Linked DNA regions of Homo sapiens: region 1 is linked to region 2. The links are chromatin loops, found by intact Hi-C in ENCODE. Cell type or tissue: A673. All regions are shown on one strand. Each heading gives the region's core, and the rest is flanking DNA. Links, peaks and the distances in the headings are about the cores only.

Evidence for each region. Peaks named below come from ENCODE experiments on the same cell type or tissue, not always from the same donor. Only the 100,000 strongest peaks of a DNase experiment are listed, where the experiment ranks them.
Region 1: it touches region 2 in a loop (4-fold over the local background); 4 of 110 quality-filtered maps call a loop at or near these places.

The regions. Positions count from the first base shown.
Region 1 is chr3:10,882,334-10,885,243 of GRCh38, forward strand. All of the region lies in intron 6 of SLC6A11 (solute carrier family 6 member 11), which reads left to right. Among named protein-coding and RNA genes, the nearest start is that of SLC6A11, 68 kb to the left of the region's middle. In A673, for the core only: CTCF peaks have their summits at 1,373 (motif pointing left) and 1,588; no DNase peak of the experiment used is centred there; H3K27me3 peaks cover 106 bases.
Region 2 is chr3:11,059,433-11,062,342 of GRCh38, forward strand. LOC101927467 (a long non-coding RNA gene) reads left to right here and starts at 2,833. Exons shown (of 3, transcript NR_188517.1): 1 at 2,833-2,910. In A673, for the core only: CTCF peaks have their summits at 286 (motif pointing left), 486 and 1,471 (motif pointing right); DNase peaks (open chromatin) are centred at 209 and 1,489.

The DNA of each region.
Region 1 (2,910 bases), core at 277-2,776, 180 kb before region 2:
CGGTGCAGTCACAATGAAGGTCCCAACCACCTTATTTAAAATCTTACCACCACCCCACGTGCTCCTGGTGCATCTCATCTGTCTTCCCAGCTTGCACTCATCACCATCGCAGATGCCATTCAGTTTGCATCACCGTTCTCCACCCACTAGGATGTACGCCCCATGCAGGTGGAGAATTTATCTGTTACTTGCCCTGTTCAATCTCCAGACCTGGAACAGTCCCTGCAACACAGGAAGGGCTCAGGAGATATTTTTTGAATGAATCGAAGGAAGGACCAAACAAGTGAACAAAGGAAGGAAGGAAAGACAGAAGGAAGAACAATTTCTAGTACAGCCTGTGTTCTTTTGCGTTACGGTTGCAGTTGTGAGTGTGCTCTTCAGAAAGCGGTATTCTTGGTGTAGTGGGATCTGGTGTGGAGGCGAGGAAATGGGAGTCACTCTGCTGCCACTGGCCAGATGGTGACCAACAGCCTGCCCCTTGACCTCTCTGGGCTCCAGGTTCTCACCTGTGCATTGTGGGTAAGAATATCGGCCGCACAGGGAGGCAGTGGGGCAAGTGTGCACATGAGGCCCAGAGCACCTCCACGTTTCCCTTCTGGCACCCAGCCTAGGGCCTGGGAGCCAGAAGAGCTCTGGAACACCGGTGGCAGTCCTCATTTTTGCCTCCACCTTGCCAGCTCTGGGCAGGACGAGTCAGGGCCCCACAGCCCAAGGGGGCGGGGGGCGGGGAGGTGGGGGGGCGCTTTGAACTTGGAACCGAGGACCTTTATTGTGGATCCAGTAAATTAAGTTTCTCGTCAAGAACTTGAAGCGACACAGCAGCTTGCCGCTTTTGTCCCCCAGCAATTTGCATTCCGTGGTCTGTTATAATTTTCTAAACATTTGTTGGTCTTCACTGTCAGCCCCGTGTTCTCTCTGAAGTGTGAAGTGCTTCCACTCCATTTTTTGCCCTCAAAATTTTACTTTCTGTCTTTTCAGTCTTTGGGGAGCTGAGGGGATCTTGCAAGAAATCACATTGTTCCTGCCCCAGATTCCCGCTCCTCTCACTCATCATTGTGTTTCAAGTGTGTGTTTTCAGGGCAAGAACAGAAAGGCCTGTCACAGATCCAAATGGTGGGGTCTGCTTTCTCCGGGCACTGGTGCACCAGTTCCCCAGATCCACCTCCTCTGTGCAGGGAACTGGAGCCTGAGACTAAGGCGTCCAAACTCTGGAGCTGGGATGAAAGATGCCCACACTGTGAGAGCACCTCAGAACACCAAATCTTCCCTGCCTCCCCAACCCACAAAAAGATGAATCAGGGAAAACAAGACCCCAGTTCAAGACCCTACCTGCTGAACCTCACAGATGTTACCATGGAATTGCTGCCACCTGGTGGCAGTGTACTCTGATTCTAAGCAAGGACCCAAAGAAGATTGGGCCTTCTGGCTGTTGGACTTTCAAACAAAAATGTCCATATCGACATCAACACAGAGACATTATATACGGTTTTGAAAATATTGCAAAGTAGTGGCCCTCACTGAGGTGGGGGCCACTACTTGAGACTGAAAATCCCCCAAGGTTTCCTTTCAATGTATTTGTTCCTGAGTTAGTTTCATTGTTCCTAATACCAAGCACTGGAATGTAAAATCAGATCATCACACATGGCGCTTATCTTCAAGGAAATGACAGTCTCTTGACACAGACACATGATTAAGCCAATGACAACAGTGGTGCCGGGCGGTGCTGAGGTTGGAACTGACCTGACAGGTGTACTCCTTCCAGTCAGAGGGTAAATTCCTCTGTAATTAGAGATGCATCACTGATCTAACATCATGCACGCTTAAAGGTAGTGGATGTTTATTCTTTTCTTGTTTCATTCCTGGCTGTTTCAGCAGTGTCTTATGATCCACAGTCCTGGAGGTTGAAACGCTGCTTGGGTACTCATAAAACTACTGATGCTGGTTATCATTGATTGATTGCTGACTTTATGCCAGGTACTGTGCTTTAGAAACTTGTCTTTTAATTTATCCAATCAGCAAATAGTTGAAAATTATTATATTTTAGACATAGGAGCTAAATGCTATATATAGGTAAAATTCTTATGACCTATAAGATAGGACCTGAGGTCTTTTTACATCATCTTATAAGTCATGAGAATTTTAAAGCCTGTGTCTTAAAGGCTCTACCAATGAGAGGACTGAGGCTCTGAGGGGCTGAAGCTTGCACAGCCAGCAGCTGAACCCAGGTGAGTCTGACTTGGCTGTGTGAGGGATACGGTACTGAAACTGTGTCGTGTCTGATTTTCCTGACCTCTCTCTATCCCTGCCCAGTCCTGGGCTGGCATTCCGGCTCTGGAATCTCTGAGCATCCCAAACCTATGTGACAACTTTGCAAGAATCCTAGAATCTTAGCCTTGGGCAGCTTTAATCTCCATTCAGCGCAGGAATCTTCTCTGTGGTAACCTTGTCAGCCTCCAGTTGGCCCCTCTGAGAGGGAGGCCTGTTACCTCTACTTTGGGACAACGTTCTACTCACCTGGTTCCCAATGTTGAGACATTCATTCATTCTATAATTTGATTATTCTTTCTTCACTTATCTGCTTTAGTTTGTCAGTCCCCCACTTTGAGAGTATCTACCAAGGTTGAGCATACTAAGTTAAGTGCAGCCTGAACAACTGAGGCACAAGTCGGCCTCCTCCGAGTGAATAGAATAGAATCAAATCACCTCCAAGGTGGGCTTCTATCTCCTCTTGATCACCGCTGCTCCCTTTCTCACATGGCAGACCAAGGGAGCTTGTTAAAAGGGATCCTGGATCGTACAACCTTCTGGCATTGTTCTTTGAATGCATTTTCCTTTAATTATTTGAATGCATTTATATTATATATTTATAGTAGCTTCTTTAAAATCTTTTATACTACGTAGTTGAATTAC
Region 2 (2,910 bases), core at 201-2,700:
GTTGAGTGTGTTCCCCAAGTATACAGCAACAGCCCCTGTGCTCTTTCCGCTGCAACATCCTGTCCCTTCTCTCCTCTTCCTCCTCTCTGCAGGATCCCTGCTATCGACATATGATTCAAACCCTAGGGGATTTAGGCCCCTGTGTCTCATCCACAGCACCCTTTTTCTTAATCATTTCCTGCTGCCTCCGAGCCCCAGACAGGCTCCCTCTTTCCCGGCATCTCTCTATGCTCCCCTCTGCAGGCAGCAGCCAAAGACATCTCCGTGGTACAAGTCGGCCATCTGGTGTCTACATAGAGTATAGCAGCCACAGAGGGAAATCAAGGGTGAGAATTCCCTGCCAGGGCAAAAGCACGACCTCACCTCACAGCTCAGGGAGGAAGGTGCAGGGGATGGGGCCCTAATTTAATCTGGGCTCTCCATCTGTGACTTGCCCTGTGCTAGGTGCTTTACCTGCATTGATCTCAGTTAATCCTCACCTTGGTGCTACAAGAACTACTCCTTACTGTATGTAGTAGGGGCTCCAAAATACTTGTGATAAAAGGACAAATACTCTATGATTCTACTTACATGAGATCCCTAGAGCAGTCTAATTCATAGAGACAGAAAGTAGAATGCTGGTTTCCAGGGGCTGGGTGAGGGGAACAAGGAGTGAGGGTTTCATGGGTGCAGTTTCAGCTGGGAAAGATGGGAAGAGTTCTGGAGATGGATGGTGGTGACTCTGCACAGCAATGTGAGCGGACTCAGTGCCAGCAAGCTGCGCACCTAAAAATAGTTAAATGGTAAATCCTATGTTACATATCTTTTACCTCCATTTTTTAAATAACTATATGTGAGTGAATCAGCTAAGAAGAAATGAATAAATGCATAAGTGAATTGATGAATGCATAATGAAGATAATAATACCATTTATGGAATACTTAGTATGTGCTAGTCATTGTGCAAAGTGTGTTTCAACTGAGAAGTGTTTTTATGAAGCCCCAACCCTGGCAGGCCCTGCTTGCGGCTTTTGGGATACAGCAGTGAGCTAAGTTGCTACCACGCTACAGCTGACATTTTGTGGGCGAGATAGTAAACAAGGGATATTAAAATATCAGACGGTGGTACGTGCTATAAAAGAAAAAAAAGGCAAAGCGAAAGGATGGAGAATGGCTTGGAGGAAGGTGGGAGAGCTCCTTCTGATGGGCGTCATTTCAGTTTCACAGATGAGGCATGGGAGGCTCGAGTGCTCCCCAAGGGTCACACATCTAGGAAGTGGTCCAGGCAGGAACTGAAGCCAGGTCTGTCAGAGCCCAGCCCTGGAGCTCCTAACCACGCCGTGACCACACCAGGGAACGGTGTTGTCTCTTGGCTCACACCCTGAGGCACGCACTTCAACCCTCTGAGGGCCTCAAAGCTGAGTCCCAGGGTAGGAGCGGGGTCTTCCTTTCCCACAGGCCGCCGGCTTCTGGAGGCGCAGATGGATCGTGTGTCCAGCAGGTGGCGCCGCGGCCCGACTCGGGCGCCCCAGCAGAACCAGCCTGCCAGTTGAGTCTGTGCCAGGCTGGAGAGCGGGGCGCGGGCAGTAGGTACCTGAAGCGAGGCTCGGCCGGAGGCTTCGGGCAGAGATGTGCTGCTGTCAGTCGGGCAGGCCAGCTTTAGCGGCTCAGCCCTGCAGGTCACTTCCAGTTATGGGACTTCCGCCCACTGTGAGCTTCCCCCTCTGAATGCAACCGGGTTGTCCACCCCTTCCTCCAGGCTGCGGGAAAACGGCATGAGCCCACACCTTCATCCCTTTGAGAGGTGACAGCGTGCTGGCAGCCCTTGCTTGCTCTCGGAGCCTCCTCGGCCTCGTTGCCCACTCTGGCTGTGCTTGAGGAGCCCTTCAGCCCGCCGCTGCACTGTGAGAGCCCCTTTCTGGGCTGGCCGAGGCCGGAGCCGGCTCCCTCAGCTTGCAGGGAGGTGTGGAGAGAGCAGCGCGGGCGGGAACCGGGGCTGAGCGCGGCACTTGTGGGCCAGCGTGAGTTCCAGGTGGGCGTGGGCTCCGCGGGCCCCACACTCAGAGCGGCCGGCCGGCCTCGGGCAGTGAGGGGCTTAGCACCCGGGCCAGCAGCTGCGGAGGGTGCGCCGGGTCCCCCAGCAGTGCCCGCCCACTGGCGCTGTACTCGATTTCTCGCTGGGCCTTAGGTGCCTCCCCACGGGGCAGGGCTCGGGACCTGCAGCCCACCATGCCTGAGCCTCCCCCAACGCCATCGGCTTCTGTGCAGCCCGAGCCTCTCTGACGAGCGCCGCCCCCTGCTCCACGGCACCCAGTCCCATCCACCGCCCAAGGGCTGAGGAGTGCGGGCGCAAGGCTCGGGACTGGCAGGCAGCTCCACCTGCAGCCCCTGTGCGGGATCTACTGGATGAAGCCAGCTGGGCTCTTAAGTCTAGTGGGGACTTGGAGAACCTTTATGTCTAGCTAAGGTATTGTAAATACACCAATCAGCACTCTGTATCTAGCTCAGGGGTTGTAAATGCACCAATCAGCACCCTGTGTCTAGCTCAAGGTTTGTAAATGCACCAATCAGTGCTCTGTCTAGCTGATCTGGTGGGGACTTGGAGAACCTTTATGTCTAGCTAAGGGATTGTGAATACACCAATAGGCACTCTGTATCTAGCTAATCTAGTGGGGACTTGGAGAACTTTTGTGTCTAGCTCAGGGATTGTAAACGCACCAATCAGCACCCTGTCAAAACAGACCAATCAGCTCTCTGTAAAACAGACCAATCGGCTCTCTGTAAAATGGACCAATCAGCAGGATGTGGGTGGGGCCAGATAAGAGAATAAAAGCAGGCTGCCCAAGCCACCAGTGGTAACCTGCTCGGGTCCCCTTCCAGTCTGTGGGGTATTTCCTCTTTTGCTGTTTGCAGTAAATCTTGCTGCTGTTCA